Linked DNA regions of Homo sapiens: regions 1 and 2 are each linked to region 3. A link is a contact called in ENCODE Hi-C or POLR2A ChIA-PET data. All regions are on one chromosome and are shown on one strand. The core of a region is the stretch at or near the end of the contact, and the rest is flanking DNA. Distances in the headings are between cores, read along the strand shown.

The links. A loop is a pair of places that touch in the nucleus more often than their neighbours do. ChIA-PET counts read pairs that join two places held with the same protein, here RNA polymerase II (POLR2A). Pooled maps may share reads with other maps.
Region 1: a loop to region 3 is called in a pooled map, with 11 times the contacts of the local background. The contact joins the promoter of ZNRD2 here to the promoter of MAP4K2 in region 3. A Hi-C loop is called at or near these places in 2 of 37 single-sample maps with no recorded cell type and 6 of 50 pooled maps. POLR2A ChIA-PET finds 5 or more read pairs at or near these places in 4 of 52 experiments (CD4-positive, alpha-beta T cell, CD8-positive, alpha-beta memory T cell, MCF 10A and 1 more).
Region 2: a pooled map shows a loop between it and region 3 (4-fold over the local background). The contact joins the promoter of DPF2 here to the promoter of MAP4K2 in region 3. A Hi-C loop is called at or near these places in 4 of 50 pooled maps. POLR2A ChIA-PET finds 5 or more read pairs at or near these places in 2 of 52 experiments (H1 and WTC11).

Annotation. Positions count from the first base shown.
Region 1 is chr11:65,569,174-65,572,556 of GRCh38, forward strand. It overlaps ZNRD2 (zinc ribbon domain containing 2), which reads left to right and starts at 1,304. Exons shown (of 4, transcript NM_006396.3): 1 at 1,304-1,337; 2 at 1,431-1,582; 3 at 1,713-1,797; 4 at 2,218-2,715. The coding sequence starts at 1,319. The coding sequence ends at 2,561. It overlaps ZNRD2-DT (ZNRD2 divergent transcript), which reads right to left and starts at 1,240. Exons shown (of 1, transcript NR_038923.1): 1 at 47-1,240. It overlaps FAM89B (family with sequence similarity 89 member B), which reads left to right and starts at 3,365. Exons shown (of 2, transcript NM_001098785.2): 1 at 3,365-3,383. RefSeq lists enhancers at 662-1,381, 1,392-1,621 and a silencer at 3,236-3,383.
Region 2 is chr11:65,332,402-65,335,488 of GRCh38, forward strand. It overlaps DPF2 (double PHD fingers 2), which reads left to right and starts at 1,451. Exons shown (of 11, transcript NM_006268.5): 1 at 1,451-1,517. The coding sequence starts at 1,486. RefSeq lists an enhancer at 1,703-1,752 and a silencer at 1,803-1,892.
Region 3 is chr11:64,801,964-64,804,463 of GRCh38, forward strand. It overlaps MAP4K2 (mitogen-activated protein kinase kinase kinase kinase 2), which reads right to left and starts at 1,251. Exons shown (of 32, transcript NM_004579.5): 1 at 1,091-1,251; 2 at 922-979; 3 at 600-690; 4 at 456-520; 5 at 103-158. The coding sequence starts at 1,186. It overlaps MEN1 (menin 1), which reads right to left. Exons shown (of 10, transcript NM_001370259.2): 10 at 1,553-2,500. The coding sequence ends at 2,371. RefSeq lists silencers at 881-1,060, 1,211-1,390.

The DNA.
Region 1 (3,383 bases), core at 54-2,553, 770 kb after region 3:
TGACGAAACCCCATCTCTACAAAAAATACAAACCAAACCAAACAAACACACAAAAAACGGTGGCTCTATTCAGCCTGATAGAAACGACTTGTGGTACAGGCCCTAAGTCAGGTACGCTGCTGCCCAAGAGCCTGACTGGTAGATGGAGATGTGAAAGGGACACAGGGCTCTCCACGTAAGCAGGAGGCAGCAAGAATGACAGTTCCAGGGGTTCTACGTGGAAGGAAGAGGGGGCCAGGAGGAAGGGACTTCAGGTCAGATTGAGGGGGCATGTGCCATCCGGAAGAGGAGAATGTCGATGTAACTGTGAAAGTCCAAGTCCTAGCTGCTTTTCCACTGCCCTGGTGTACAACCTCAGGCCCTGCAGACTGCACATCTGAGGACCCCTGCCTGCCCTGTCTGGCTTCTCTGAATCTAATAAGGGAGAAGATGCGTTTGAAAAAGAACACGGAAGAGGGAGAGAGAAAAAAAGCACCAAGGTCCATGTTCAGAGAGCCCTGGTAATTTTAACTTGCAACTCACCCAAGAAGAGCCTAATGGTCGCAAGAGTATGTAGGAAGGCCCCAACCCGACCCGGCCCAGCACGCAGCACCCAAGGGCGGCTGGAAGCGCAATGCGCGTGCCCAGTACAGCGCTATTCAGTCTGCAGGCTTTTTGAGGATTTCAACTTCAAAGAACGGTCGGCTTCGGGGCGAACTTTGCTTCAGTTCCAGGCCTCGGGAGGCAGCGAGGAGACAGACTGGGACACCGAGCATGCAGAAGGGGAGTGGTCTTGAAATACGCGGAAAGGGAGAATGCACCCCTCCTGGCCAGCCTTGCCGGGCGAAGTGAGAAGTACTGAGGCCTGAGAAGGCTCCACGCGTGCGCAAAGGGCCGCTCGCTGTGATTACTGGGGTGGCGATGGTTGTGATGACGCCGCTGCCCCGCCTGCGCCGAAAGGGAAACCCCAGGGGAGGCGGAGGCCAGCGGGGATTTCTGAAGCCAAGTGGTCCCCTTCATCCACGACGGACAGGAAGGGCGACCCCCTGAGGCCACTTCCAGGTCTTGCGACCGGAGGAGAGTTACCAAGGAGACGCTCCTCCCGAGGCCTCGCGCGTCGGAAGCTTCTGTCCCCTGGATTCCGGTTGACGGACGCGTCCCCCGAGCAGGTTCTCGGTAGCAGCCGACACGCCCCACCCCGGGCACAGCGAGGTCTGAGGACCACGCTAAGGCGTCACGTCCGCCCTGATCCGCGGCAGCTATGGAACGGGCGGAGCCGCAGCGGAGGGCGCTCCGCTTTGACGTCACTTCCTGTGAGCCCGGCGGTGACAACGGCAACATGGCCCTGAACGGAGCTGGTGAGGACCTGGGCGGCAGGGGTTTGTGGCTGTGAGGTACGGGAGGCAGCCCACTCCGGCAAGACCCCCAGTCCCTATGCCTCTCTTCCCCAGAAGTCGACGACTTCTCCTGGGAGCCCCCGACTGAGGCGGAGACGAAGGTGCTGCAGGCGCGACGGGAGCGGCAAGATCGCATCTCCCGGCTCATGGGCGACTATCTGCTGCGCGGTTACCGCATGCTGGGCGAGACGTGTGCGGACTGCGGGGTGAGGCGAGACTCGGGCGAGTGACCGGGGATGGGTCCGCGGGCCAGGCCACTCAGCCCTTCCCCGGCCCTCCCCTCTGGACCCCATTGCCGGCGTCTCATTCCGGCCCCGTGTGCTTTTTGGTCCGTAGACGATCCTCCTCCAAGACAAACAGCGGAAAATCTACTGCGTGGCTTGTCAGGAACTCGACTCAGACGTGGATAAAGATAATCCCGGTAAGAGTAAAAAATAATCCGGGAGAGGGGCCGGATATGCTTAGGGGGGAAGCGTGGTTAAGTGGTGATAGAGGCCCGAGAACAGTAGGGCTGAGAGGTGACAGTGGAGTCTCTGGGTGGGGTAGAAGTAAAATTATTTCTCCTTTAGGCTCTAAAGAGGACCCTTAACTCAATAAGAGCACCAAGCACCTCCTGTGTGCCAGCCACTGCGCGAGAGTCTGAGCTCAACCAGGCCCAGTACTGATGGAGAATTGAAGCTAGGGCATAAATGTGATACAAAGTAGAAAGTGGATGAGTTGCCTTATAGAGGGACAGGGAAAACACCTCAAGCACAGAAAGAGCAGAGCAGAAAAGGAGATGGCTCAGGGCTGAGGTGGGCCAGGCATCCTGACCATTCCACCCACTTTCTCCTCTTTTTAGCTCTGAATGCCCAGGCTGCCCTCTCCCAAGCTCGGGAGCACCAGCTGGCCTCAGCCTCAGAGCTCCCCCTGGGCTCTCGACCTGCGCCCCAGCCCCCAGTACCTCGTCCGGAGCACTGTGAGGGAGCTGCAGCAGGACTCAAGGCAGCCCAGGGGCCACCTGCTCCTGCTGTGCCTCCAAATACAGATGTCATGGCCTGCACACAGACAGCCCTCTTGCAGAAGCTGACCTGGGCCTCTGCTGAACTGGGCTCTAGCACCTCCCTGGAGACTAGCATCCAGCTGTGTGGCCTTATCCGCGCATGTGCGGAGGCCCTGCGCAGCCTGCAGCAGCTACAGCACTAAGAGAAGCCCCTGAGAAAAACCCTCTAGAAAAACAGCTGTTCCTCTGTGTGGTTTGTTTTTTTCCTGGTTCCAAGTGTGCATGCCAGCCCCAGCTCCACTCACCTTTTTCCAGCTTTTGGCCTCTTCACCTCTCCACTCTGCTCTCCTTGACGCCCTGAGATGAGTTGAGCTTGTTTCTTCTCAGTTTCCCCAGTCAGGATGAGGGAGTAGGTAGAGGACTATGTGATGCCCCTTTTCTAAGGAAGAAGCCATAGCCTTTTCAAAGGTAGCAGCCAGAGGGGTGGACCCTAGCCTTGTCTCTGGCAGCACCTCTGCAGCCTCTTCCGCCATCTGGTGTCCATTCCCCACCTGGAAGTGAGGTTTTGTGTTCCGATCCCCTTGATAGATTCCCCTCCTTCCCCTGAGCATCCTGACCCTATCAGCCTATCCCATCTCATGCCCACCCCAGGTACTCAGACACCGACAGGAGTTTGTGGTGACCCCAGCGTCAGGTGGCACGTTAGGCACCAAGTGTGGACTTGCCAGTCTCCTGACTCCACTGTTAGATCATTTTCCTTGGGTGTGGGGGCGGGGCGGGGCGCGGCGGGGAGACGGGGTAGCAAAAAGAACCGTGAAGAAACCACGCCTGCCCCCTTCAGCCTTTTCCCCCCTCCGCCGCATTTTTCCATCTCCCCTTGAGTGAGTGGATGTCCCGTTGCCTTTTCTCAGCTTTGCGCGACGTGGTCCCACAACCGTTGCCTTTTTAAGAGAGGCCCGGCCCATCCAGAGGGGGTGGGGCAGAGGCGGAGTCTGAGGAGCTGGGGAAGGAACAAAGCGAGGCCT
Region 2 (3,087 bases), core at 201-2,700, 530 kb after region 3:
TAAATAAATATAAACAAATAATGTTGTTACGAACATTCTTGTACAGCTTTATTTTTTTTTTTTTGAGACGGAGTCTCGCTCTGTCACCCAGGCTGGAGTGCAGTGGCGCGATCTTGGCTCACTGCAAACTCCGCCTCCCAGGTTCACGCCATTCTCCCACCTCAGCCTCTCCAGTAGCTGGGATTACAGGCGTCCGCCACCATGCCCGGCTAATTTTGTTTTTGTATTTTTAGTAGAGATGGGGTTTCACCATGTTAGCCAGGACGGTCTCGATCTCCTGACCTCGTGATCCGCCCACCGTGGCCTCCCAAAGTGCTGGTATTACAAGCGTGAACCAATGCTCCTGGCCTGTTTTTTTTTGTTTTTTTTTTTTAAGAGACAGGATCTTGCTATGTTGCCCAGGCTGGTCTTGAACCCCTGGGCTCAAGTGATTCTCCCACCTCACCCTCTCAAGTAGCTGGGATTACAGGCATGAGGCATTGCACTCAGCTTCTTGTACAGCTTTCTTGTGTGTATATCCAGGAGTGGACTTTGCTGGGTCATAGGGTATGTGTATTTTCAGCTTTAGTGATTATATTTATATATATATATATATATATACATATGTATATATATACATATGTATATATATGTGTATATATATATATGTATATATGTGTATATATATATGTGTATATATATATGTATATATATTTTTTTTCCTTTTTTTTTTTTTTTTTCTTGAGATGGAGCCTCGCTCTGTTGCCCAGGCTGGAGTGCAGTGATGTGGCTCCAGTGGCTCACTGGAGCCTCAAACTCCTGGGCTCAAGTGATCCTCCCACCTCAGCCTCCCTAGTAGCTGGGATTACAGGCATGCACCACCATGCCCAGCTAATCTTTTTTCTTTTTCTTTTTTTCCTTTATTTATTTATTTATTTATTGAGAAGGAGTCTCGCTCTGTCGCCCAGGCTGGAGTGCAGTGGCGCGATCTCGGCTCACTGCAAACTCCGCCTCCCGGGTTCACGCCATTCTCCTGCCTCAGCCTCCCGAGTAGCTGGGACTACAGGCGCTCGCCACCACACCCGGCTAATTTTTTGTATTTTTAGTAGAGACGGGGTTTCACCGTGTTAGCCAGGATGGTCTCCATGTCCTGACCTCGTGATCCGCCCGCCTCGGCCTCCCAAAGTGCTGGGATTACAGGCGTGAGCCACCGCGCCCGGCCCCGGCTCCTGCTCCTCTAAATATTAGAGGCAAGCCTCGAACCGGAGCTCCGGGATGCATGCCAATCTCCGGTTGCGCCTGCGCGTCGGGCTCCCGTGGGGTCCACGCATTTCCTACCCGGCCCCCGCGAACAGGCGTAAAGCTCTTTCTTCAGTGCTCGCTCTAGTGCGCGCGCCCGGACGGCGCCTGCGCAGAGGGCAAGGAACCTGGTACCCCGGTGCGGTCCCGGCGCCTGCGCGCTGCGGACTGTGGGGCTTCTCGGCCCGAGGCAGAGGAACAGGGAAGATGGCGGCTGTGGTGGAGAATGTAGTGAAGCTGTGAGTGGTCGTTTCTTTCTCTCCTAGGGCGGCAGGTTTTGTAAAGGGCCTGGGAGTAGGGGGCGGTGGGGGAAGGGACTAGGCGGAGAGAGGGACATCCCCGGGAAAGCCATGTTGCGACTCCTGGTGGGGAGGGCAACAGGAGACTCCGGAGAAGACGTTGCGCTTCTTTGGAAACTTGTGGAGGCCCTGGTGGGGGCACACTGGAGCCCCGACGGGCGGCATCCCTGCGGGGCTGTGTGGCCTCAGCGTTCCTCGGGGCTGACGGTTTCCAGAGCATGGCGCCCTGCCTGCACGCGAGACTCACCGTCCCGGTCCTCTCCCGAGACGCCTCAGTCCGGAGGAGCGGGGCCGAGGCCCGGGCGGCCCTACGGCTGGCCCGCCGCCCACCCCGCCCCGTCCCGTCCCGTTCGCTGCAGCAACAGGCTCGGCGGCCCCTGCGGAGTGCACTGCGGGGCTGGCTGTTTCAGTTCCAGGCAGCCCCGTGATGTTTGGGAGGATCTTGGGTGGCAGGTACCTAAGACTACAAATATTCTTGGGAAGAATTTATCGAGGAGCGGATCCAGAAGGGAAGGAACTTCAGGGGAGTGGGCCTTGGCCCCGTCCAGTAGCAGCCATCAAAAACCTGCAACTGGACCGAAGCCGTTCAGGACAGCTTAGCCTAAAGGGGCATCTAGGTGGGCATTCTTCCTATTATACGATACCATTGTGCTGGTCAGATTTCAAGCAAAGTTAAAGTTAATAGCTGTTGGGGCCATGGACGCTGGCCTATGAACTGCTTCCTGTGAGTTAAAGATGCTTTGGGACTTGATTTATTCCTACAGAAGAATCAGAATGAGTTTTAGATTGGGTTAATGCATGGTGGGCGAATAGAGCTTCTTTTAATGGGTATGTTGGGCTTGGTGCAAGGGTGGGAAAATTGAGTGGTGTCTAGCTGTCCAGTCAGGGTTTTTGCATTTTGACTGGATGACGAGGTAAAGGTTCGGTAACTCTTCTAAGGGACTCACAGCTTCTCATCTGTCTTTGTCGTGGCCTGAGCCCCACTCTTCCTAAGAGCCTTTTTAAAGAGTAAGTTGCTTCTCCCTCCTGCCTGAAGCCTTTTCTTTGAGAATGCTTTCCCACTTCCATTAAGCTAAGTGCCTTTCCTCCTCTTGTGGTTTGTTTTTTTTTTTTTTAAGTTGCTTTCTGCTCTATCCTGCTGTCTCTTTCAGCCACCCCTCCTCCCAACGCTATTGTCTTTCTCTCTGATCTGCCCACTCCAGTTTCCCCAGCTCTTTCTTCAGGCTGACATTTTTCTCAATTTAGAAATGACACTGTTGATCTACCATTTATCCAGTTATCCTTCCTGACTCAGATGTTCTTTCTTTGTTTCCCTGCGTCTTTGTTGACTTCCCTCATCCCATTGTAAGGGGATGTTTTACACAGGTTTCTCCAAAAATAAAAAGGAAGATTCTCATTGTACTGGGGGAGTATCAGACTTGCCTAGGTTTTGGGAGTTAAACGTAGTGAGGTTCTTCGTGTTGGAAGATTTTCCTCAGAGAAATAGGGTTGCCAGTGCTTTCAAGTTGTG
Region 3 (2,500 bases), core at 1-2,500:
GCCCCACCCGAGGCACTCCACCCGCCTCCCTGCTGGTCATCTGGGCTCCTGGCCCACAGCTTCTGGAGACCAGAGGTGTGGGCACCTCACAGGCCCAGCTACCTTCAGTGCCTCTCGGCAGACGTAGGCAATCTGCCGCTCCTCCAGGGGCCCAGTGGCTGAAAGGAAAAGGGAGAGGCTGGCTTGGGGGCCCGGGGGTCATGCCCACCCTCCCAGGCTACCGTGTGTGGGAAAAGCAGCAGGCACTGTTAAATGAAAGCGGTGTTGGCCACGTCCCCTCCCAGTTTAGTCTAGGATACTGAACCCAGAGATGGACAGTATTTCTCTCAAGGTCACACAGCCAGGCAGGAGTGGAGAGGAGCCCAAGTCCAGGGCCCAGAGTCCCCTCTGGTACCCCAGTGGGGTAGGGGTGGGGGAAGGCTGGGGCCTGCTGGGGCCTGGAGCCCTGGCCTCACCATGGTAAATCTCCTGCAGGGAGCCCCCTCCGCAGAACTCCATGCAGATCCACAAGCGGTCATTCCTAGGGACAAAGAGCTGGGGTGGGCACAAAGCAGGTCACATGGGGGCTGCCTGGGGCCAGGAGGATAAGGCAGCCTCACCTGAGGTAGCTGCCAATGTAGGCCACCACATTGGGGTGGCGGCACTCACGCAGGATGGTGATTTCCTGCTGGAGGGAGCTGATGTCGTCCCCTGGGAAGCACAAAGCATCATGGGGAAGGCGCGCTGGGGTTGCCCTGACTCAGTGCCCCCATCTGCAAAATGGGCACAGAGTGCCTCCCTCCGGGCCAGGCAGGTGCAGGTGACAGCACCTCCCGGGGCACGCCTCTCAGGGGTCTCGGAAACGTCAACCCTCCGCCCGCACCCCGCGCCCGCGGGCGCTCTGCCCTTCCTCTGGCGCAGAGGCCCGACCCGGGCCCTCACCTGGGTCTAGCTTGACTATCTTCACGGCGGCCAGTTCGGACGTGACCGTGTCGCGGGCCTGCAGGGGCGGAGGGTGAAGCGGGATGGGGGGCGGGGCCGGGGGCTAGATCCTGCCGCGGGGTGCGGGGCTGGCACCCTCCTCCCGGCTCTCCCGCCCGTCCCGTCGCACCTTGTAGACGTCGCCATAGGTCCCGGCCCCCACGCGCTGCAGCAGCTCGAAGCGGTCCCGCGGGTCCTGCAGCGACACATCCCGCAGCAGCGCCATGGCCCGGCGCCGGGCGGGCCGGCAGGCGGGCGGGCGCGAGCTGCGGAGCCGGCGCGGGGCGGCGCGGGGCGGGGCGGGCGCCCGTGGCTCTGAGGCCGCGGGGGCGGGGCTGAGGCCCGGGGGCGGGGCCGCGCCGGGGATGCCCCACCGCCAGTCCGGGAGGAGGCGCCCGCGGGACGGGCCCTCGGCGGCGCGGGGAAGCCCCAAGGCCGGGGCGGAGCCTACGTCCTTCCGCCGCCACTGTCGCTCGCGCTCCACAGGTAGGGAGCGCAAAGTCCCGGGAGCCAGAAGACAGAGGGAAGAGGGGGCGCTCCACTCCCCGCCCCATCCCCAATTTCCCAGATAAACATGGACTTGCGCTTTATATTTTTTTTAACAAAATGTATTCATCTTTCTTGGAACTGAAAAATAAATCTATGTACAAAACAGGAAGAGATCAGGCTCTTGTCACCCACTCCTAACCCTCTGCAGATTTCCTCCGGGATGCTCCGAGATGGGCTGGACCTCTGGGAGGTTCCCAGAGGGTCGGAAGGGAGGTCCTGCTCTGATCCGGGGCCAGTTTCGTCAGGAAGAGGGCGGGGCTCAGGATGCTCATAGGCTGGGGGCGGAGTTTTGTGTCCCAGACTCGGGATACGAAGGAGAGGAAACTAGGATTTCCAAATTCTGGAGCAGGACTGAAGTTATTTGGGGCAGGGAGCTTGGATTCGCAAGATATGGAATTCTGAAGTGCGGAAATATACTCCTAGGGGCTGAGTGGTCCTAGGCTCCCGGGCTGGAGGTGGGACCTGTGCTCCTTGGGTTAAGGGTGAAACCTCAGCTCCTACAAGCTGGGAGGAGCCCTGAGTAACGTTGGTCTGGCTCTAGGTGAGCGGTTCCGAGGAGGAGCTTGGGTTTCTAGGGGCTGGGCCTTTAAAGACTGGTAATTAGGACCCAGCGTGAGGTTTCCATTGGCCGGCTGGGATTCTGGGAGAAGAGACCTATATTCTAACGACTGGGGCAGAGCCCTGGGTTCTGAGCTGGAGAAAATCGTGGGTTTGATACAGACTGTACTCGGGACCGGGAACCTAGGGTTTGGGTAGAGGTGAGGCCTGTCCCCTTTGGGCTGGGGGCAGAACATGGGCTCAGAGTTGGGGGACTAAGGGCGGAGCCTGGGTCCCCACAAGCGGTCCGAAGTCCCCAGTAGTTCAGAGGCCTTTGCGCTGCCGCTTGAGGAAAGACAGAGTGTAGTCACTAGGGGTGGACACTTTCTGCTTCTTCATCTGCACTTGCGACTGTGCCGTGAGTTGCAGCTTGATGGCGCTCGAGTTGATCTTG